Linked DNA regions of Homo sapiens: region 1 is linked to region 2. The links are chromatin loops, found by intact Hi-C in ENCODE. Cell type or tissue: mammary epithelial cell. All regions are shown on one strand. Links, peaks and the distances in the headings refer to the core of each region. The heading gives the core; the rest is flanking DNA. Region 1 overlaps TYW1 (tRNA-yW synthesizing protein 1 homolog). Region 2 has its middle 29 kb from the start of SPDYE21.

What was found. Hi-C counts contacts between places; a loop is a spot of excess contacts. Peaks named below come from ENCODE experiments on the same cell type or tissue, not always from the same donor. Only the 100,000 strongest peaks of a DNase experiment are listed, where the experiment ranks them.
Region 1: a loop joins it to region 2, with 5 times the contacts of the local background. A loop is called at or near these places in 5 of 110 quality-filtered maps.

Annotation. Positions count from the first base shown.
Region 1 is chr7:67,172,612-67,180,611 of GRCh38, reverse strand. The region is part of intron 13 of TYW1 (tRNA-yW synthesizing protein 1 homolog); the gene reads right to left. Among named protein-coding and RNA genes, the nearest start is that of MIR4650-1, 62 kb to the right of the region's middle. RefSeq lists a silencer at 1,236-1,530 and an enhancer at 1,236-1,530. In mammary epithelial cell, for the core only: a CTCF peak has its summit at 3,687 (motif pointing left); no DNase peak of the experiment used is centred there.
Region 2 is chr7:67,298,375-67,314,006 of GRCh38, reverse strand. It overlaps the pseudogene PMS2P4 and the pseudogene STAG3L4. Among named protein-coding and RNA genes, the nearest start is that of SPDYE21, 29 kb to the right of the region's middle. RefSeq lists a silencer at 10,977-11,156 and an enhancer at 11,337-11,386. In mammary epithelial cell, for the core only: a CTCF peak has its summit at 11,159; a DNase peak (open chromatin) is centred at 11,476; H3K4me3 peaks cover 1,977 bases; H3K27ac peaks cover 2,274 bases.

The DNA of each region.
Region 1 (8,000 bases), core at 1-8,000, 130 kb after region 2:
AACAGAAGAATTTCTGCTCTTTCTTAAAAAACACTTTTCTACAAGTTATAATCAAAGCAACAAGGCCAGGATAAGAATTACTGGAGAATATACGAAAAATAATTAATTGTAAATAATATGACTGGCTTCTTGGAAACCTGAAAGAATCAACTAAAAATGAGATTAGGCCAGTTACCAAAAAAAAAATTATATATATATATATATAAATATATATATATATATATAAACCAACAGCTTTCCAAGGATACGGTAGTGAGTTAAATGTGGACACGGGGGCCAGAATGAATCCCAACCCATGTACTAGGTATCATTACCTCTCTGTTCTTAGTTTCTACCTGAATGTAGCATTTAGCATGTGGAATCTGGAACCAAGCTTGGCAGCAGCGTATCATACCAAATATTAGCTATTATATGCCAGCAATCAGCAATTTCAAAATTCAAGAGAAAGCATATTCTACTTATAATTATGAAATGCCTAGTGTTTCAGCTGGGTGCACTGGCTCACGCCTGTAATCTCAGCACATTGGAAGACCAAGATGGGAGGATTACTTGAGGCCAGGAATTCGAGACCAGCCTGGGCAACATAAAGAGACCCCATCACTACAAAAAATACAACAGCTGGGCATGGCTGAAGCAGGAGGATTGCTTGAGCTTGGGAGGTGGAGGCTGCCGTGAGCCATGATCACACCAACGCACTCCAGCCTGGGTGACACAGCAAGACCCTGTCCCCCGCCAAAAAAAAAAAATATATATATATATATATATTCCTAATGATTAAATTATGAAATAGCATGCAGGACAGTGAGTAAAATAAACTTTTCTAAGAGACCTAAACAAAAACCCATCTACATGGAGAGCCATGATGGATTTATAAATATAATGTAATTCCAATGAGAGTTTACAATTCATCTGAACAAATAAACTGGCAACAGTAACCATAAAAATAATAGCAGGAGTTTGCAATTACTCAGCCCTTACTATGTGCCAGCTGTTGTTATAAAGTGCTTTGTAGCTTGGCAAAGATTCCAATATCTGTCTAATCTTTACAACAAATCTCACAAAATAGATTGGATTATTATCTTCACTTTACAGATACGAAGGTGAGGCTGACAGCTGTTAAGTAAATTGCCTGAAGTTACACAGCTGGAGAGCAGCAAAGCTGGGGTGTGAACCCAAGCAGTAGTGAGGTGGGAGACTGGCAGGACTTGTTTTCTGGTCACAACCCTGCTGACCAAAACAGGTCCAGACAGGATGAAGTGAAGAAACCAGCAGGAACCAGCAGATGGCCACTAAGGTGATCCCAAGATAGCCTTCTTATTCATTAGCATAAGACACTCCCACCAGGGCCATGACAGTTTACAAATGCCATGCAACAACCCAGAAGTTACTGCCCCTTTCCTAGAAAGTTCTAAATAACACATCCCTTTATTTGCATTGGCCTGCCCCTTAATTTGCATGTAAATATGTGCATAAATACAGTTGCCAGGAGCCCATACAATGCCCATTCTGGGTGCGCTGCCTATGAGTTAGCCCTGCTCTGCAAGGAGCTGTACCCTTCAATAAAAGATTCCCGTCTAACACCACCGGCTTGCCCTTGAATTCTTTACTGGACAAAGCCAAAAATCCTCCCAAGCTAAGCCCCGGTTTTGGGGCTCACCTGTCATGCAACAGTAGGAACCAGAATAGGCTCTCTCTCACTTTGCTAAATCTTCTAAAACTGTGAAATGAAACACAAAGAGAAATGTACACAAAACATGAATGTATAACTCCAGGGATTATCACAAAATGCCCATCACCCAGACACCCTTCTGCTCCTCCCAGTGAATATCCACTCCCTTCACCTGACTAATATCTAATATCCTGACTTTAACATAATAGTCTAGTTTTTGCCTGTGTTTGGAATTTATGTCAGTGGAATCATACATTATTTTGTGTTTGGTGTCTATCACTCAACACTGTGTTTATAAAATTCACCTATGTTGCTCCATGTTTAGGTTTGTTCATTTTCATTATCCAGTATTGGGTTGCATGAATATACAACAAGTTATTCAACCATTCCCTAAACATTTGGATTATGTCCAGGTTTTAGCTATTATAAAACAATGTGGTTATCTCTTTGAACACCAGAGTTTAGTTTTGCCTGTTTAAGGAAATTTTATAAAATGCTACTGTGACATACATTCTTTTGTGTCTGGCTTCTTTCACTGAATTCGATGTTTGCAAGATTCATTCATGCTGTTGATGTAACTGGAGCTCCAGTGGCCCAGTAGAGTGCATGGTACTTATGTGTCACCATAAATACATCTTTATGGCCACATTGTATGAACACACTACTAGTGAACGATTTTAACCCTCTACTTTGGGTTTCTTAGAAAATACTGCTGCCATGAGTGCTACTGTACTCATCTCTCTCTCCCTCTCCCCACCTCCTGTTTTTTTTTCTGGCTTGAGATAGGGTCTGGCTCCACCACTCAGGCTGGAGTGCAGTGGCATAAGCATGGCCCACTCCAGCCTCAACCTCCCAGTCTCAAGGGATCCTCCTGTCTCAGCCTCCTGAGTAGCTGGGACTACAGGCACATGCTGCCACTCCTAGCTTTTTTTTTTTTTCTTTTTTTTTTTCTGTAGAGACAGGCTCTCACTTTGTTGCCCAGGCTGGTCTCGAACTCTTGGGCTCAAGCAATCCTCTTGCCTTGGCCTCCCAAAGTGCTAGGATTACAGGCATGAGCCAACGTGCCCAGCTGTACTTGTCTCTTGATGCACAAGAACACACATTTTCTAGGATCTACCTAAATATGGACATGCTGGGTCATGGGGGATATGTATACATTCGACCTTAGCAGATATTGGCAATCTGATTGCCAAAGTCATTTTGCCACACTTTCACCCGCGTTGTATCAGAGTTTTGGTTGGTTGTTATCTTCAACAACACTTAGTGTTGCTAGTTTTCACCACTTTTGCATTGTTTTGGCTTTGCATCTGCCTGTGGATGTAAGCAAGCTGAGTTCATATGTTTTCTGGCTATCTGTATCTCTGTTTTTGTGAAGTACTGGTTCAAATGTCTTGAATATTTCTCTGTTGGAATATTTGTCTTTTTTCCAACTGATTTTCAATAAATTATTTGCATTTGCTGGAAAGAAAAGCTCTGTTATAAACGTATTAGAAATAATTTCATCCACTTTATGGCTTCCTTTTTTTCACAATGTCTTCTGATCAATAAGAACTCCTAACTTTCACACATTTCCACTTTCTTTCCTTATTAGCGTTTCTTTCATATTAGTGTTTCTTGTGTCTCTTTAACGGATCATTCCATGCTATCAAGAGCATGAAGATAAGCTCTTACATTTTTTTCTAAAGTTTTATCATATTGCCACTCACATTTGTGTCAAAAATCCACCAAAACTGACTTTTGCGTGTGGTGTTGAGAAGTTAAACTTATTTAACATATGGATAGTCCACTGTAATAAATATGATAGAATCATTGTCTATGCATGTGAGGATCTGCTTCTGGTTTTTTCTATTCTGTTCCACTGATCTAATTGTTTCTCATTGTCTCAATATCACACTTTTAATTACTGTTGCTCTACACTAAGACTTGATATCCAATAGAGACGGTTCTCAACCAGGAGCGATTCTGCACCGCAGGGGACAATTAGCAACATCTTGAGAAAATTTTTTGGTTTTCACAAATGGGGGCTGCTACTGACATCTAGTGGGTAAAGGCCAGGGCTGCTGCTGAATATCCTACAATGCACGGGACAGTCTCCCCAACCCTTTTCCTAAAAAGAACTATCCAGTCTAAAATGTCGATGGTGCCAATGTTGAAAAATCCTACAGTGGAGCAAGTTCTCTTATGTCGTCCTTCTGAAAGAGTATGGTGGCCATTCTTGGCCCTTTGCATATCCATGTACATTTTAGAATCAGCTTATTAATTTCCACAAACATATACAACCCTTTATGATTCTGCCTGATATAGCATTGAATCTATAAGCCAGTGTTGCTCAACAGAAATATAAGTTCACAGGTGAAATTTTTTTTAATGTATTTTAACTTAACATATCCTCAAAATTATCAACTCAAGAAGAAATCAATATTTAAATATTGGGATACCTGACATTCTTTTTACCAGACTAAGTCTTTGAATTCCATCGCTTCTTGGCCTTTTGGCTAAGATCAAGTGTAGTCTTTAAATTCCAATGCACAGCACGGCTCAATTCAGGGTAGCCACGTTTCAAGTACTCAATGGTCACATGTAGCTAGTGGCTACCATAAATAAATATAATCAGTGTATGGAGAAATGATACTTTTACAACCCTGAATCTGCCAAAATAATTACCTTTATTTAGATCCTTTAAAATTTCTCTCAATAATATTTTATAGTTTTCAATATAAAGGTCAAAAACATCTTTCCATAGATTTATTCCTAGGTAATATACTTTTGATGCTTTGTTATGGTAGTATCTTTTCTATTTTTCCTCTTTTAACTAATATTTAACTGATATTTTAATAGCTGGTATACAGAAATATAACTGATTTTTGTAAGCTGACTGTGTATCTATATAGCAGTCTTGTAAAATACATTTATTAAAGCGAATAATTACAAATTTTGGAAAGGATTGTTTATGTACACATTTATTTACTAAAAATGACATCTTCCTTTCCAATCATAACTTTTTCCCCTTTTTCTTGTCTTTTAGCACTAGCCAGAACTTTGATTCCATGTTAAATGGAAGTGGTGATAAATATAGTGGGTATGCTTGTCTTATTCTGCACAGTAAGATTTTAAACATTTACTCAAGAAGTATGACTTTTATGGGTAAATATATCAGATTAGGAAGTTTCCTTCTAATCCTAATTGGCTACAAGATTTTAATCATAAATAAATATTGATTTCTGTCAAATTCTTTTTATGCATCTATTAACCTTATCCTACCAGCTTTCTTTTTATTATGACATCATAAATAGGTTGATTTTTACACATTAAACAAAACTCGCATTCTTAGAATAAAGCCAATTTTTCATGGTTTTATAGACTGCTGTATTTAGTTTATTGATCTTTTCTTTAAAATATTTGCTTCTATGCTTATGAGTAAAAATCGCTTTTGTCTTATTCTTCTTAGAATTTGGTATAAATATTCTGAACTGGCTGGACGCAGTGGCTTATGCCTGTAATCCCAGCACTTTGGGAGGCTGAGGCAGGTGGATCACCTGAGGTTGGGAGTTCGAGACCAGCCTCACCAACATGGAGAAACCCCATCTCTACTAAAAATACAAAATTAGCTGGGCATGATGGCACATGCCTGTAGTCCCAGCTACTCGTGGGGCTGAGGCACGAGAATCACTTGAGCCCAGGAGGTGGAGGTTGCGGTGAGCTGAGATCACGCCATCGCACTCCAGCCTGGGCAATAAGAGCAAAACTCCATCTCAAAAAAAAAAAAAAAAAATTCTGAACTAATAAAATGAGATGGAAAGTGCTACTATTCCTCTCTGGAATAGTTGTGTAGGGTTGGTGTTAGTTCTCCTGATGACTGGTATCATCAAGAATTGGTATAATTCAACGATGAAATCATCTGGGCCTGGAGTTTCCTTTGGACGAGGTTTTAAATTTAAAAAAGCAATTTATTTAACAATTATAAGTCCATGTAGATCATTTCATCTAGTATTAATTTTCTTAAGCTTCATTTTCTAGGAATTTGTGTATTTCATCTAAATTCCCAAATTAATTGGCATAAAGTAATTCAAAATATCCTCCTATCTTTTTAATGTCTATAGGATCTATAGTGATGTTTCATTTTCATTTCTAACATTACTTATTTGTACCATCTCTCATTTTATTGATCAAACTTGCCAGGTAATCATCAGTTTTGTAAGATTTTTTGAATAACCAACTTCCGCTTTTTTATAATCCTATTTTATGGATGTTTTTTATTTCCTTAATTTCTGCTCTTTTTATTTCCTTCCAAGTACTTACTCTATGTTTAATTTACTGCTCTGTTCTTTTTTTTAAAAAAAAAAACATTGTGGGTACCAATTAACTTCTCAATATATGCATTTAGCTTATTGATTTTTAACCTATTTCCTTTACTAAGTAGGCATTTTGTCTTCTTCAAAACTTTTTTTTTCTCCTTCACTCTTGAAAAATATTTTCATTGGGAACAGACTTCTAGATTGGCAGCTCTTGGCAAATTTCAGCCCTTTGAGGCTCCATGGTTTGTGCTCTCATTTCTGTTGTGCAATCAAGTACTGGCCTATTGTTGCTCTTTTGAAAGTAATCTCTCTTTATCTCTGCCTGCTTTTAAAAATTTCATAAAATGTTTTTATTTATCCCGTTTGGGTTTATGTTTTCCTGTATTGCCCCAAATTTCTACAGTAAATGAGTAAAACTTTTGTAATGGGGGAAAAAAGCACATGCAGAAATGTTAATCTGATAAGCAGCATAATGGTAAATTCAGAATATCCCAAGAGCATAGGGGAAGGGGGTCCTAATGTGACAAATGTCCCAAACAGTCTAACTACAGACATCTTGGTTATCAAACAAAAGACCAGCACTGTGCAATAGAGCTTCTCACAGTTCTCCACTAAAATACTCCCAGGAAAACCATTTGCCACTTGTATGTAAGCAAACAAAATGGGTTGTTTGCCTGCAACCCATCTGTAGGTAAGGCTGATTCAACATTTGAAAATCAGTTAATGTAATCCATCACATCAACAAGATAAAGAAGGAAAATCACGTGATCATATCAATAGATGCCAAAAAGCATATGACACCATTCACCACCCATTCATAATAAAAACTCTCAGCAAACTAGGAAAATTTTCTCAACTTAATAAGGATATCTACAAAAAACCTACAGCTAACATCATACTTAATGGCAAGAACCTGGAAGCTTTCCCATTAATATCAGGAACAAAGCAAGGATGTCTTCTCTCACCACTGCTTTTCAACATGGTACTGGAAGTCCTAATCAATGTTGTTAAGACAAGACAGGGGAATACAAAGAAAACAGATTTGGAAGAAAGAAATAAAACGGTCTTTGTTTAGAGATAGCATGATTATCTATGTAGAAAATCTACTAATCAATCTTAACAACCAGATGTTGTGTGCCACTTGATTGATGCACTAGGAAACAGTACAGCAACAATTATTAAGTATTCTTGACAAAAACTGAATATATCGTCAATCGAGCCTTTAGTTGTAACTACCATTTTACAGGAATTACAAAGAAACACAGACTATATTAAAAGATACCAAAAGGATTCAATCAGCCAAATTCGGGATGTTGCAAATTCTAATGACAAATGACCCACCTTCTTCCACAAATAAGTAGCACACAAGAAAGGGAAACAGGATTGGAGCAATCACATTACAAGAAGTATAAACAAAGTACAATGTGAGAATCTTGTTTAGATATTACTCTGAGAAAAAAAGTTATAAAAACACATTCTTTTGGAAACTATCAGAGAAAATGAGATACATTTGAATTTTCAGGAAATGCATTAAAATGCATTGTTAATTGTATTAGGAGTGATAATGGTATTGTGTTTATATTTTGTTTTTAATTTTTTTGTTTTTGTTTTTTGAGACAGGGTTTCACTCTGTCACTCAGGCTGGAGTGCACTGGTGCATCACCATACCCAGTTAATTTTTTTTACTTTTTGTAGAGACAGGGTCTCATTATGTTGCCCAGGCTGGTCTTGAACCCCTGGACTCAAGTGATCCTCCTACCTTGAACTCCCAAAGTGCTGGGATTACAGGTGTTAGCCACCACATCCAGCTTGTTTGTTTTTTAAAAAGTCCTTCAGCTGGAAGAAGAGACATAGGAAAGACTGAAGAGAAAATCTGTGGTTAAATCATGAATACTGAATGTATGAAACAAGAATGGTAAGGTCTTAGCTGGGCACAGTGGCTCATGCCTATAACCCCAGCACTCTGGGAGGCCGAGGTGAGCAGATCCCCTGAGGTCAGGAGTCCAAGACAAGCCTGGCCAACATGGTGAAATGCA
Region 2 (15,632 bases), core at 7,561-15,560:
AGTCTTATTGCTGATATAGAGACAGTTTTAGTAGTCGGAACAGAAGATCAAACCAGCCACAACATTCCCTTCGGCCAAAGCCCAATCCAGATCAACATCCTAGCTGTCTTCCATTCTATGAAGGCTGAGCAAAGTAAGGAAGCCACAGAAGAAAAGTTTGAAGCTAGAAGTTAGTTCATGAGGTTTAAGAAAAGAAGCCCTCTCCATAACATAAAAGTACAAGGTGAAGCAGCAAATACTGATAGAGAAGCAACAAGTTATCAAGAAAATCTAGCTAAGATCATTGATGAAGGTGGCTACACTAAACAATGAATTTTCAGTGTGGACTAAACTGCCTTATATTGGAAAATGCCACCTAGGACTTTCACAGCTATTGAGGAGAAGTCAATGCCTGGCTTCAAAGCGTCAAAGGACAGCCTGACTCCTTGTTAGGGGCTAATGCAGTTGGTGACTTTATGTTGAAGCCAATACTCATTTACCATTTTAAAAATCCTAAGGCTCTTAAGAATTATGCTAAATCTACTCTGCCTATGCTCTATAAATGAAACAACAAAGCTTAATGATATCACATCTGTTCACAGCATGGTTTCCTGAATATTTTAAGCACATGGGTGAGACCTACTGCTCAGAAAACAAGATTCCTTTCAAAATATTACTGCTCAGTGATAAGGCACCTGGTCACCCACGAGCTCTGGTGAGGATGTACAAGGAGATCCATGTTGCTTTTTTCATGCCCACTAACACAACATCCATTTTGCAGCCCATGGAACAAGGAGTAATTTCAACTTTCAAGTCTTATTATTTCAGAAATATATTTCATAAGGCTATAGCTGCCACAGTGATTTCTCTGATGATTTGGGCAAAGTCCATCTAAAACCTCCTGGGGTTAGGCATGGTGGCTCATGCCTACAATCCCAACTTTTTGGGAGGCTGAGGTGGGAGGACTGATTAAGCCCAGGAGTTCAAGACTAGCCTGGGCAGCATAGTGAGACCCTGCCTCTACAGAAACAAAACAAAAACTAGCCAGGTGTGGTATGCAATCTGTAGTCCCAGATACTTGGGAGGATAAGGCAGGAACATCACTCAAGCACAGGAGGTTGAGGCTGCGGTGAGCCATGACTGCACCAGTGCATTCCGGTCTAGGCAAGAGAGCGAGACCCTGTCTTCAAAACAAAATACAAAAACCAGAAAAAGCCAACCCCCCATCTGGGAAGGATTCTTCATTTCATCTCATTTCATTATTTCATTTCATTTCATTTCATTTATTTATTTATTTCATTTCATTTCATTTCATCATTCCATTTCATTTCATTTCTTCCTTTCTTTTCTTTTCTCTTCTCTTCTTTTCTTTTTGAGATGGAGTCTTGCTCTGTAGCGCAGGCTAGAGTGTAGTGGTGTGATCTTGGCTCACTGCAACCTCTGCCTCCTGGGTTCAAGCAATTCTCCTGCTTCAGCCTCCCAAGTAGGTGGGATTACAAACATGCACCACCACACCTGGCTAATTTTTGTATTTTTAGTAGAGATGGGTTTTTGCCATGTTGGTCAGGCTGGTCTCAAACTCCTGACCTCACGTGATCCACCTACCTCAGCCTCCCAAAGTGCTGGGATTACAGGTTTGAGCCACTGTGCCTGGCTGGGATTCACCATTTTAAATGCCATAAAGAACATTTGTGGTTCATGGGAGGAGGTCGAAATATCAACATTAACAAGACTTAAGTTGATTCTAACCCTCACGGATGACTTTGAGAGGTTTAAGACTTCAGTAGAGGAAGTAACTACAGATGCAGTGGAAACAGCAAGAGAACTAGAAGTAGAAACTGAAGATGTGGCTGAATTGCTGCAACTTCATGACCTTGAACAAATAAGGAATTGCTTCTTACGGATGAGCAAGGAAAGTGGTTTCCTCAAATGGAATCTATTCCTGGTGAAGAGGTTGTGAATATTGTTGAAATGACAACAAATGATTCAGACTATGACCTAAACTTAGCTGATAAAGCAGCACCAGGGCTTGAGAGAATTGACTCTTGTTTTGAAAGAATTTCTATTGTGGGTAAAATGTCATCAAACAGCATTTCATGTTACAGAGAAATCTTTTGTAAAAGGAAGAGTCAACAGATGCAGCAAACTTCACTGTTGTCTTACTTTAAGAAATTGCTACAGCCACCCTAACCTTCAGCAACCACTACCCTGATTAGTCAGCAGCCATCAACATGGAAGCAAGACCCTCTACCAACAAAAAGATGTAACTCGCTAAAGGTTCAGATTGCCATTAGCATTTTTTAGCAATAAAATATTTTTAAATTAAGGTACATACATGTTTTTTAGACAATAGTCTTGCACACTTAAGAGACTACAGTGTAAACATTACTTTCATATGCACTGAGAAATAAAAATTTTGATTTTTTGACTGTGTGACTCACTGTACTTCAATATTCACTTTATTGTGGTGATCTGGAACTGAACCTGCAAGATCTTCCAGGTATGATGCCCGTATATGTTTCTAACAATTTGGAAAACAAATTTTTAGTAAGTGCAGTTTGTTTAATAGTAGTGGAACCAGCAAAAATAAGAAGAAAGGAATTAGATCAGTGGTTCTCAACTGAGGCTAATTCTGTTCCCCAGGGGAGATTTAGCAGTGTCTAAAGATTTTTTTGGCTACCTGAACTTGGTGGGGGAGCAGGGTACTACTGGTATCTATCTAGTAGATAAAGGCCAGAGATGCTGCTAAACATCCCACCACGGCAGGACAGCCCCGCAATGTCCGTAGTGCCATTGTTGAAAAATCCTGGATCACATGAACAATAGACACCAAAGAACCAGAATTATAAGGAGAAAGGGAACATTCTTTAAGACAACAGACCCCACCTCTTCAATTATGTAAGAACAACATATCATTTTCGACAAGACATACTTAAGTCTTTACGGCTGAAGTACCTATATGTCCATATTTTACAGTAACATAGCAAAAACAGGTGAAGCAAATATGTGAAATATTTGGGAAAGGGAGACTGAGAAAAGGCTACTGGCTTTAGGAATTAGGAAGTCATTGGTTTGGAAAGAACAGTTTCAAAGAAAAATGGGAAAATAAGCTAGGTAGCAAAAAGGATTCAGTTAGTTGGACATTAAGGAAGTAAGGAAATACTACCCTAAAAGGAAGGATGGAAAAAAAGAGTAATTCACAGAGGAGCAGAGTCAAATAAAGATTCAAGAGCCTATATACATTTATAAGTGGAGAGAAGAAAATAGTGGGGAGGAAGAAATTAAGGATAAAATGGGGGAATTACAATGATAATTGACTAAGCAAGAGCCCAGAGAAGCCAAAAAAAAAAGAAAGAATAAGAAAAATAAAAGAAAGATTCACAGTGTACATAATTTAAAATCCAGGATAGATTAATACACATAAGCTTTTAAGATCAAACTGACAATTAAAAATAACAAAAGAGAATGAGAGAAGTAGAAAGTTTCCTTCTCTAATGATTTAGAATGGAAGAGACCTTTTGTGAGGGCTAGAGAAATAGCCAAATGATATGGTCAGACATGGTGAGTCCTGCCAACCTCATAGGAGGGGTCTCAGACACTAACAGAAAGTAAGGAGAAAAACAGTAGTGTTACTCTTATGACAGACCCAGCTGATTAAAGATTTCATCAGTGTCAAAGATTTTGCTATGGCTTATGCCCTCCAGTGGTCATCTTTAAGTTTAAAAGGAAACAAAACTACTATGTGCCAAGTGAGGCAATTTACTCATCATCTCATTTATTCTTCACAAAAAGGTGAGATTATCCCTTTCTTTAAAGAAAAGAAAACTGAAGAGAGGTTACATAAGGCTATGGAGCTAGTGACTAAATGGAACAGAATTTAAAGCCAGGAGTTCACTGGAAGGCCTGTGCTCTTTCCATTCCTTGAAAATTTGGCCTCCCTTGTCAATGGTTGGCTTTTAGTACTCCTGCGGTCACTTGCACACTGCACACTTGACGAGTAGGTCAAAACTTAATTCCTTGCATGACAGGCAGGTACAGCACTTAAACTCTTCTGACAATAAGTGCTGACAAAGAAAAACTGAGCAAAAGTGGAATTCGAGAGAACTCTAAATTACACATTATTTGTTGAGCCCACAACCCAGAAAAAAGGTGAGCATTGCAATGAGCCCTTACAGGATGGGTCTATGAAACTATTGCCAGACTCCGTTATTCATGATCTTGAAAGACTGCCCAGGGCCTGATAAGGGGGTCTGTGGCAGAAGTGGGTGCAAGTTGGGAAAAAGGGAAGGAAGAAGCAGGGAACACTCCTCACCTCTTTGTGTTTCTCCAACAGGCTCTCCAGCCGCTCAGGTGCCCTCTGCCCTGGCCCCTTGTTTCTTTCAGCCTCATACTGACGCTGATTGATATCTTCGTGCAGACTCAGTTGGAGGGCAACTCTTACCAGGGAGGTCATCAGTTTCATAGCTTTGAGTAAGGAAAAAGAGATAAAGAAATCATTACTGAGGTCAGAGGAGAGAGGATGAGTAGAAGGAAAAATAGAAGGAAAGAAGGGCAATAAAAATGAGAAGCCAGAGGTAGGTGACCCTAAAATCCTGACTGCCTGTCCTGGAGTGGACTGTTTCCCTCTAACCCTTGTGGTCTTCTTTTAACCATCAGCATACCCTAGTGGTGAGCTCTGACAAAAATACTAAGCCTGGAAATTGTTGCTGTGATCTACCCCTTCTCAAAACTCCACCAGTGAGAAACTGGATTGAAGTTTAGGATAAAAGAGGCATGGCCTTGAAGTGAAGAGCCAAGACACAGGTAGGAAAGAAGACCCTGAATCAGAGAACAGAGGAAAGTCCTATAAATCCCCAGAAGAATGTCCGGAATGAAAATGAATGCTCACCAGCCAGGGTGCTAGTGTGACAGAAGGCGCAGACTTGTGAGTCTGAGAAGCCAGTGAGCAGGGAGATGAGGTTGTCCATAGGGAAGTCATCATGGAGGAGGATGTACTGGCACCGACAGACCAATGTCCCCACAAACTCACAGAAGCTGCCCTGGAACTTCTTCCAGGATAGACCTGGAGCTGTCAGAGGATAGTCCCCCGAGTCCTACAAAAGGATGTATGAAAAGGATGGGAAAGTTATGACCAGGTATATGAAGTCATAGGGGCTTGGATGTCAAAACCCAACAGTCTAGTAAAAATATCTGTTATGCTTCATTTCCTAGCTGTCTCCCCAGTTTGAGAGGCATATTCAGATCTCTTTTACCCCCAAGAGACTGAACTCCACCTTCTAAAAGCTACCCTATTTCACAGAATCAAAAAGAAGGGGATAATAGGCATTGTGTTTTGAAATAAGAGGGGTAAGAGGATCCTGGTCATCTTCTTCCACCTCATTAAACGCTCTGTTAGGTGCTGGATGATCTCTGAGTTGGACATCTTCTTGAACATCTCAGGGCTCACAGTGCCTAAAGAATGAAGGATATGAGGTGCTTACGAGGAAAATAACAGGATGCTGTGATCATTTACAGATATACCTGAATATGAGCAAGGAAACACTGTGCAAAGAGCTTAGGTGGGGAATCAAAAGACCCCCTGGTCAACGGTCTGCCAACATCCAACTGTGTATCTGCTATAAGGCAATCTCTCTAAAAACCCAAAGGAAGGGAGCCATAGGTTATGGTGTAGACACGGCCAAATCCAAAAACCACACCTCACACAACCAGGCTGAAAATTACACAGAAATGGCATCAAGAAACCCCAATCACAAAGATACAACTCTCTTAAGGGGATGGACCCCAAGTTCCTGAGGAATATGTGCTTTGCCAAGAAGCACAACAAGAAGGGCCTAAAGAAGATGCAGGCTGGCCGGGCGCAGTCGGTCAAGCCTGTAATCCCAGCACTTTGGGAGGCCGAGGCAGGAGAATCACAAGGTCAGGAATTCTAGACCAGCCTGGCCAACATGATGAAACCCAGTTCTCTACTAAAAATGGAAAAAATGAGCTGGGCGTAGTGGCGGGTGCCTGTAATCCCAGCTACTCGGGAGGCTGAGGCAGGAGAATTGCTTCAACCCGGGAGGCAGAGGTTGCAGTGAGCTGAGATCGCACTACTGCACTCCAGCCTGGGCAACAAGTGAGACTCTGTCTCAAAACAAAAAAAGCAAAACAAAAAAAAAAAGAAGATGCAGGGCAACAATGCCAGGGTCATGGGTGTACATGCCGAGGCTATCGAGCCCCTCGTAAAGCCCAAGGACGTTAAGCCCACTTGCCTACACTGCCCACCCCAAGCTTGAGAAGCATGCTTGTGCCCACAATGCCAAGGGGCTCAGACTGTACCAGCCAAAGGCCAAGGATCAAATGAAGGCCCAGGCTGCAGCTCCAGCTTCAGTTCCAGCTCAGGCTCCCAAAGGTGCCCAGGCCTGTACAAAGGCTTCAGAGTAGAGATCTCTGTCTGCCAACGTGAGGACAGAAGGACTGGTGTCCTCCTGCACTATTTGTACAAATAAACCTGAGGCAGGATTTGTTTAAAAAAAAAAAAGGAATCAAGCAGTGAAAAACTGTGCCCCAAAATAAACAACAACAAAACAACAACAACAACAAAACAGGCCAGGCGCGATGGCTAACGCCTGTAATCCCAACACTTTGGGAGGCCGAGGCAGGTGAATCACCTGAGGTCAGGAGTACAAGACCAGCCTGGCGAAACCCCATCTCTACTAAAAATACAAAAATTAGCCACGTAGGCCGGGCGCAGTGGCTCAAGCCTGTAATCCCAGCACTTTGGGAGGGTGAGATGGGCGGATCACGAGGTCAGGAGTTCAAGACCAGCCTGGCCAATATGGTGAAACCCTGTCTCTACTAAAAATACAAAAATTAGCTAGGCATGGTGGTGCACACCTGTAGTCCCAGCTACTCAGGAGGCTGTGGCAGAAGAATCACTTGAACCTGGGATGCGGAGGTTGCGGTGAGCCGAGATTGTGCCACTGGACTCCAGCCTGGGCGACAGAGCCAGACTCCGTCTCAAAGAAAAAAAAAAAAATTAGCCACATATGGTGGCACATGCTTGTAATCCCAGCCACTTGAGAGGCTGAGGCATGAGAATCACTTAAACCCAGGATGTAGAGGTTGCAGTGAGCCCAGATCGTGCCACTGCACTCCAGCCTGGACAATCGAGTGAGATTCTGTCTCAAAAACAAAAACAAAAACAAAACAAAACAAAACAAAAGAGAGTAATAAAACTAAGCCAGACGCTGATTTCTTATATAATACAACCTGACTGAGACCATCTGTCCCAATAAATCAAGCCATGGCAGTAAGAGTTCTGGGGGTACCACAGCTACAGAGGAGAAATATGGGCAAAGTAGCTGGGAAATAAAGAGTAAGAAAATAACAGATTATTGCATCTAGAAAGACTAAAAGGTGTCCTCAAATTTGTGCCATAACATAAGCATGATTACTTCTTTTTCCCCAAAGTTTCTTGTCTCTAAACCAACATGGTTCCCTACTGGATCACTTCCCGTATTTATCAACAAAAAATTTAGTTAAAGAAGTGAAACTTTTCTCTCTCTTTTTTTTTTTTTTGAAGACAGTCTGGCTCTGTCGCCCAGGTTGGAGTGCAGTGGCGCTATCCAGGCTCACTATAACCTCCACCTCCTGGGTTCAAGCAATTCTACAGGCATGAGCCACATACCCAGATAATTTTTTGTATTTTAGTAGGGGTTTCACCATGTTGCCCAGGCTGGTCTTCAACTCCTGACCTCAAGTGATCCACCCGCCTCAGCTTCCCAAAGTGCTGGGATTACAGGTGTGAGTCACAGTGCCCAGCCTAAATAAGTAAAATTTTTCTAATGCTTTACTATCTTCCTTTATTTAGGAAATATCTAATCCTACTTATCTAAATGGAGAAAGAATTCATAACATAGGAACAAAAGGCTGGGAATTAGAAAGGGGGAGCAGTTTCCTCACCTTTACATCCACAAGATCAGATGAAAAAGTTAACAAGCTCCAGAAATCCTGCATCCTGGTCTTGCTTGTAGCTATCCAGCCACTCATCTACCAAAGACTAGTAAAAAAAAAATACAGATGACTTCTACTTCTGGCAATATAACAGAACAGAAATCCTATATGATCTTCCCAGTTGAACCATCTAAACTTCTGTAAAACATTTAAAACATCTTTCACAATGTACTGGTGAACTAGAATGAAAGGTAAAATTTCATATAGTCCAAAAATGAGGTGTAGTAGCAACCCTGGGAGGTAAGCAAACTGACTTTTGCCCTAAAGGTTTCATTAATCCCTGGGGACCCTGACTTTGTATCCAGATGGCTGCATGGAGTGCAGAGCACAGGAGGTAGAGTCTAAGCTTCTTCCAAGACGAGTAGTCCAAGAGGAGGCACCTAAATAAAGCTGGGTCCTGCAAAGAGTCACATCCTCAAGGAAGTGAGATTGAACACTAAACCTATAGGGCAGATGGCGACAGCAAGAAAACTAGCTTGTTATGACCTGAGGGTGCAGTGGAGGGGAAAAAAAATAACTCCTCCTTGAGAATTCATAACCATAGTGAGCGCTCAGATCTGGATTTGCAGTCAAGATTCATACCACATACATGATCAGAATAATCTTTTTTATCTTTTCCTTTTGTTTTTTTTTTTTTTTGAGACAGTCTCACTCTGTAGCCCAAGCTAGAGCGCAATGGCGAGATCTCAGCTCACTACAACCTCCACCTCCCAGGTTCAAGCATTCTCCTGCTTCAGCCTCCCGAGTAGCTGGGATTACAGGTATGTGCCACCACGCCTGGCTAATGGCTAATTTTTGTATTTTTAGTAGACACAGGGTTTCACCATATTGGCCAGGCTGGTCTCGAACTCCTGACCTCAAGTGAGGCCCACCTTAGCCTCCCAAAGTGCTTGGATTATAGGCATGAGCCACCACACCCAGCCCAGAATAATCATTCAGATAATTAAAAGTGATTCAGGCTGGGAGCAGTAACCCAAGTAAAGTGAAACTCATGTTGCCCAGGCTGGTCTACCAAAAACAGAATAATTAGTCAGGCATGGTGGCACATGCCTATAGTCCCAGCTATGCGAGAAGCTGAGGTGGGAGGGTCACCACCTTGCCACTGAGGGAGGTCAAATCAGCAGGGAGCCGTGATAGCACCACTGCACTCCAGCCTAGAAAGAATGAGAACCTGTCTCAAAAAAAAAAAAAAAAGAAAAGAAAAGTGATTCTGGAGTGTCCCCAGGCAACTGTCAAAGCAACAGCACGTTCCTCTCTTGAAAACCCACCTTTGGGGCCAGGCGCGGTGGCTCACACCTGTAATCCCAGCACTTTGGGAGGCCGAGGCAGGCGGATCATGAGGTCAGGAGATCGAGACCATCCTGGCTAACATGGTGAAACCCCATCTCTACTAAAAATACAAAAATTTAGCCAGCATGGTTGCAGGTGCCTGTAGTCCCAGCTATTCGGGAGGCTGAGGCAGGAGAATGGCCTGAACCCGGGAGGCGGAGCTTGCAGTGAGCAGAGATCACACCACTGCACTCCAGCCTGGGTGACAGAGCGAGACTCGGTCTCAAAAAAAAAAAAACCCACCTTTGACCTAGGCCCCAAAGAACTCCAGGGAAAATGAGTGGCTCACAATAAACCTAGTAAAACATATAAAGAAACAAGGCACTGACAAAATTATTTCACAAACACTTTAGATAATCATCTATCATAGATTATAAAATGACTATGTTTAATAAAATTTTAAAAATAAAACAGGGAGAGAATGGGCTCAAAAAAAGAAATAAAAGGCCAGGCATGGTGGCTCGCACCTGTAATCCCAGCACTTTGGAAGGCTGAGGCGGGTGGATCATGAGGTCAAGAGATCAAGACCATCCTGGCCAAAATGGTGAAACCCCGTCTCTGCTAAAAATACAAAAATTAGTTGGGTGTGGTGGCGTGCACCTGTAATCCAAGCTACTCAGGAGGCTGAGATGGGAGAACTGCTTGAACCCGGGAGGCAGAGGTTGCAGTGAGCCGAGCTCACACCACTGCACTCCAGCCTGGGTGACACAGTGAAACTCCGTCTGAAAAAAACAACAAAAAAAAAAACAAATAAAAACCCAGACTATATTGTTTAGGGATACTTAGGTGACAAAATAATAGACACAAATAGAACATAATTACCATAAAAATCAGGACCTTGAGGGGGTTGGGGGGAAGGTTTAAGTGGAAAGAATGGAGCGGTGACAATGTGTGTCAACCTGGGAGGTGGTGACCCTGGAGTTCGCTTTGTAATTCCTCAAAATGAGCATTTATGTGCTATTCACTTTTCACAGGGCAGAATCTCTGAACTAACATGTTTAAGCAGCCATATAAAAAAAAAATTATTCTCAAAATGTCTCAAAAAAACAAAAATGTTATATATATACGTATAAAAGAAATATATACACATACGTATATATCTATACATATACGTGTGTATATATATGTATATATACATACACGTGTACATATATATATATATATATATATATATATATATATATTTTTTTTTTCCTAGTCGGGCGCGGTGGTTCACGCCTGGTATCTCAGCGCTTTGGGAGACCGAGGCGAGAGGATTGCTTGAGCCCTGAGAGTCTGAGACCAGCGTGAGCAACATAGTGAGACCCTTGTCTCTATTTTTTTTTTTTTTTTTTGAGTCGGAGTCTAGCTCTGTCGCCCAGGCTCGAGTGCAATGGCTCGATCTCAGCTCACTGCAAACTCCGCCTCCAGGGTTCAAACGATTCTCCTGCCTCAGCCTCCCGAGTGGCTGGGATTACAGGCGCCCGCCACACGCCCGGCTGATTTTTGTATTTTTAGTAGAGACGAGGCTTCAACGTGTTGGTCAGGTTGGTCTCGAACTCCTGACCTCAGGTGACCTGCCTGCTTGGGCCTCCCAAAGTGCTGGGATTACAGGCGTGAGCCACGGCGCCCGGCCTGAATAAATCTTTTAAAACATAAAGGTTTGGGTGAGTCCCTGGCCGGCCGGCACAAATGCCGGGGTGGGACCGCGAACCGGGTGGGACCGCAAACCGGGTGGGACACACTCGTTCCGGCCCGGGGGGACTCGGGCCAGCAGCCGGCCGCCGCGCGTGCGCACTTGGCGCGGGGTGGGGGGGAAGGAGGGGCCCGCGCTCCTACCTGTAGGTGGCCAACGCCGGGCGCTGGGCCGCCGCTCCTGCCTTGCACGTTAGAGAGCCGGTACATGCAGGTGGGAAGCTCCACACGGAGAGGCGCGCCGCGCCCGTGATAAGGTTTTACCTGGTACATCGGCATGGCGGAACCAAAGCAAGAGAGGGTGGCGCGTGCCAAACACCAACGCTCAGAAACCGTCCGAGGCTACGACTGGGGGCGGACATCTCCCTTGTGACCCTGCTGCGGTCGTTCGGGAAAAAAAAAAAAAGCAGTCCGGTGTGCTCTGATTGGCCCATGCTCTTTGACGTCACGGACTCGACCTTTGACGGAGCTAATAGGCGAAAAGGAGAGACGGGAAGTATTTTTTCCGCCCCGCCCAGAAAGGGTGGAGCACAACGTCAAAAGCAGCCAATGGGAGCCCAGGAGGCGGGGCGCCTGTGGGAGTCGTGGAGGGAACTTTCCCAGGCCCCGAGGCGGATCGGGTATTGAGTCCATGGAGCGAGCTGAGAGCTAGAGGTGAGCTGGGCTCGCGGTCTCCCTTCTCGCGCGTCCTCCTTGAGAACCACGGCGTTCCAACCTCCCTGGAAATGGGGGGAACATGGCCGAGGGGCGTGGCGAGGCGTGGAGGCCCCGGAGCGGCGTCCTCAGCGCCCCAGCCATCCAGTGCTCCTTGGTTGCGCCTTAAGGCCGAGGCAGGCTCCTTCGGGGTCTTTGGCTGCGGGCAAAGGATTCGGCCCTGTAAGGAGCTGGGTTCGGCCTGTCCCAGACAGGCCCTGCCCACATCCCATCACAGGGCCGTGAACTTGAAGCCCTAGCGTGAAATCCCCATAGACTGAATGCATTTCCTTTCTACCTGTTCTCTCTCCCCTTTTATTTTTATTTTTATATTATTTAATTTTTAATTTTTTATTTTTGTAGAGACGGGGATTTCGCTATGTTGCTGAGGCTGATCTCGAACTCCTGAGCTCAAGCAATCCGCCCGCCTTGGCCCCCCAAGGTGCTGGAATTACAGGCCTGATGCACGCTGCCTGGCCTTTTTAAAAAATTGAGGTTATTTTGGGGAAGGTAGAGCGTCCAGACACATCCTAATTTGCATAGCTGCGCAGTTTTACAAAATGCAATGCATTTCTACCTGTTAGGATATGTGATTTCTGGCTGGTAAGCTACACCGAATCTTGGCTAGCACAGTTGCATTCCATGTCAGATATGTAAACACAAATTCGCTCTCTGCATTTAAATATATTAGATAGATTTAAGTAACTACATTTAAATGTATTCACATTTAAATACATTTTCGGTCTGTATCTAAATGCGCTCCCTCCTGAAAATAAATATCTGAAGTGGGCCGGGCGCGGTGGCTCACACCTATAATCCCAGCACTCTGGGAGGCCAAGGCGGGTGGATCATGAGGTCAGGAGCTCATGCCTAGCCTGGCCAACATGGTGAAATCCAGTTTCTACTAAAAATACAAAAATTAACTGGGCATGGTTGGCGGGCGCCTGTAATCCCAGCTACTTGGGAGGCTGAGGCAGGAGAATCGCTGGAACCCAGGAGGCGGAGGTTGCAGTGAGCTGAGATCGAGCCACTGCAGTCCGGCCTGGGTGACACAGCAAGACTCCGCCTCAAAAAAAAAAAAAAAAATCAGAAGTGGACTGTAGCCTATAGTGTGTTGCCTAATAAATTTATTTTTAGAGATACTTCTTTCAATTTTCTGTGAGGTCATCTGCAGTTTCACATGGTAGACAGACTTAGGTGAGATTCTTAGCAAGGTGGAATGAAGAGTAAAGAGGTTTGTTTATTTCACAAGGGTTTATTGAAGGCCTACAATGTGGTAAATGCTGTAGGAAATACCCAATGATTTCTCTTTCATGGAGGTTTCCTGCCTTCTCTTAACAAGTTATCAATTAAACGGTTTACTGGAAATTGCTAAGTTAATGAACACACGGGATACATTCTTTGGATGAGCAGACATTGGTTGGGCAGAGGAGGAAGAGGAGAGTGGTTTAGAGAGAGACCTGCTTATACACTGTAGTGTTTAAAAGAGCTTGTGATGTTCAGGAAACAATTGTTCACTGCGCTACAATATAGGGGACGGCCGGTTGCAGTGGCTCACACCTGTAATCCTAGCGCTTTGGGAGGCCAAGGAGGGCAGATCACCTGAGGTCAGGAGTTCAAGACAAGCCTGCCCAACATGGTGAAACCCCATCTCTACTAAAAACACAAAAATTAGCCGGGTGTGATGGTGGGTGCCTGTAATCCCAGCTACTTGGGAGGCTCAGACAGGAGAATCGCTTGAACCTGGGAGGCGGAGGCTGCAGTGAGCTAAGATCATACCATTGCACTCTAGCCTGGGCGACAGGGTGAGCACTCTCAAATAATAATAATAATAAATAATAATAATGGTGATGATGTAGGGGACTTGATGAAGGGAAAGGATTAGAGAGATTCTGAAAAGAAGGTAGTTTTGGGCCCAGTGATGACTAGATCTTAAATTTCATGTAGTAGGAAGTGGGGCACTAGTAAATTTTTAAGAAGAAAAATTATTTGACCAGATCTGTGATTTCAAAAATATCTCTGGTGATAGAGTGGAGGATGGCTTGGAGCAGGGAATAAGGGCAGATAAAACTGTTATAAAACTCTTAAAGTTAGTACAGCAAGAACTTTGAGGGTCTTTGCTAAGACAGCAGCTGGCAGCTTCAGTTTGGAGTAGGGTATCAAAGGCAACTGTGTATAAGGAATAGTTATGTAACTGGTACCCAATTTCTGAGATGATTTTAACTTAAACATTGTGTATTTTCCAGCATACTGTTGGTTTTTCTAATTATGTGGGAAATTATGTTGCTTTCACTTTTTTTTTTTATTTTTGCTCCTTACCCAGGCTGGAGTGCAATGCTGCAATCTCAGCTCACTGCAACCTCTGCCTTCTGGGTTTAAGTGATTCTCCTGCCTCAGCCTCCCGAGTAGCTGGGTTTATAGGCGCCCACCGTGATGCCTGCCTAATTTTTTGTATTTTTAGTAGAGACAGGGTTTCACCATGTTGGCCGGGATGGTCTCCAACTCCTGACCTCAAGTGATCCGCCTGCCTCTGCCTCCCAAAGTGCTGGGATTACAGGCATGAGCCACCCCACCAGGCCATGCTTTCAGTTTTCAAGAAAGACACCATTGTTGCCAAAGATTTTGGTAATTTGAGAGATAGAATGTATGTTTTCTCCATGTGGATCCTAGTATAATTAGATAGTAAGGATCTGTTGAATTTGAAGTATCTATCCAGAAGTATCTTGGGTACATGTTTAAGGATTGTAAAACAGTGTTTCTATTTCTGGATATAATAAATGTATTTGTTAATATAATAAATGAATAGATTAGACCCATAAACTATTTACAGTGTTGAGTCATTTCCCACAGTTAAAATCAGGATGAAAATATATAGCTGAATACTTGCTTTGTTTCTTGTAACATTTCTTTAGTACAGAACCTGCTAAGGCCATCAAACCTATCGATCGGAAGTCAGTCCATCAGATTTGCTCTGGGCCGGTGGTACTGAGTCTAAGCACTGCGGTGAAGGAGTTAGTAGAAAACAGTCTGGATGCTGGTGCCACCAATATTGGTAAGTTTGGGAGAGTTTTAAGCCACAAGAAATGATCAGTGTGTGTTGTTGTAGTCAAGAAACATTTGTTATTGAAATAAGACTATCAAGTGTTGATGTAGTAATAAACTATTATTTTTAAGTTAAAGTTAGCACCTATTATGTGCCTAGTACTTAGCTAGGTAGTAATAATAATAACGACAGCTTTTCTTGTGTTCTTATGGTGTGCCAGGCAGGTGTTATGCTAAGAATTGCACAGAAATATCTCATTTAATTTGCAGAATAGCTGGGCGTGGTGTCTGACGCCTGTAATCCTAGCCCTTTGAGAGGCTGAGGTGGGGGGATTGCTTGAGGCCAGAGTTCAAGACCAACCTGGCCAATTGGTGAGACCTCGTCTCTATTAAAAAAATAAAGTAGGCTGGGTGTGGTGGCTCACACCTGTAATCCCAGCACTTTGGGAGACCAAGGCGGGTGGATACCTGAGGTCAGCAGTTTGAGACCAGCCTGTCCAAAATGGTGAAACTCTGTCTCTACTAAAAATATAAAAATTAGCCGGACCTGGTGGCAGAAGCCTGTAATCCCAGCTACTTGGGAGGCTGAGGCATGAGAATGGCTTGAACCCGGGAGGCAGAGGTTGCAGTGAGCCGAGATCGTGCCACTGCACACCAGCCTGGGACAGAGCAAGACTCCGTCTCAATAAAATAAAATAAAATAGGCGTGGAGTAGTGGCTCACATCTATAATCCCAGCACTTTGGGAGGCAGAGCAGGGCTGATCATTTGAGGTCAGGAGTTCAAGACCAGCCTAACCAACATGGTAAAACCCTGTCTCTACTAAAAATACAAAAATTAGCCAGATGTGATGGTGCATGGCTGTAATCTCAGCTCCTCGGGAGGCTGAGGGAGGAGAATTGCTTGAACCTCGGAGGTGGA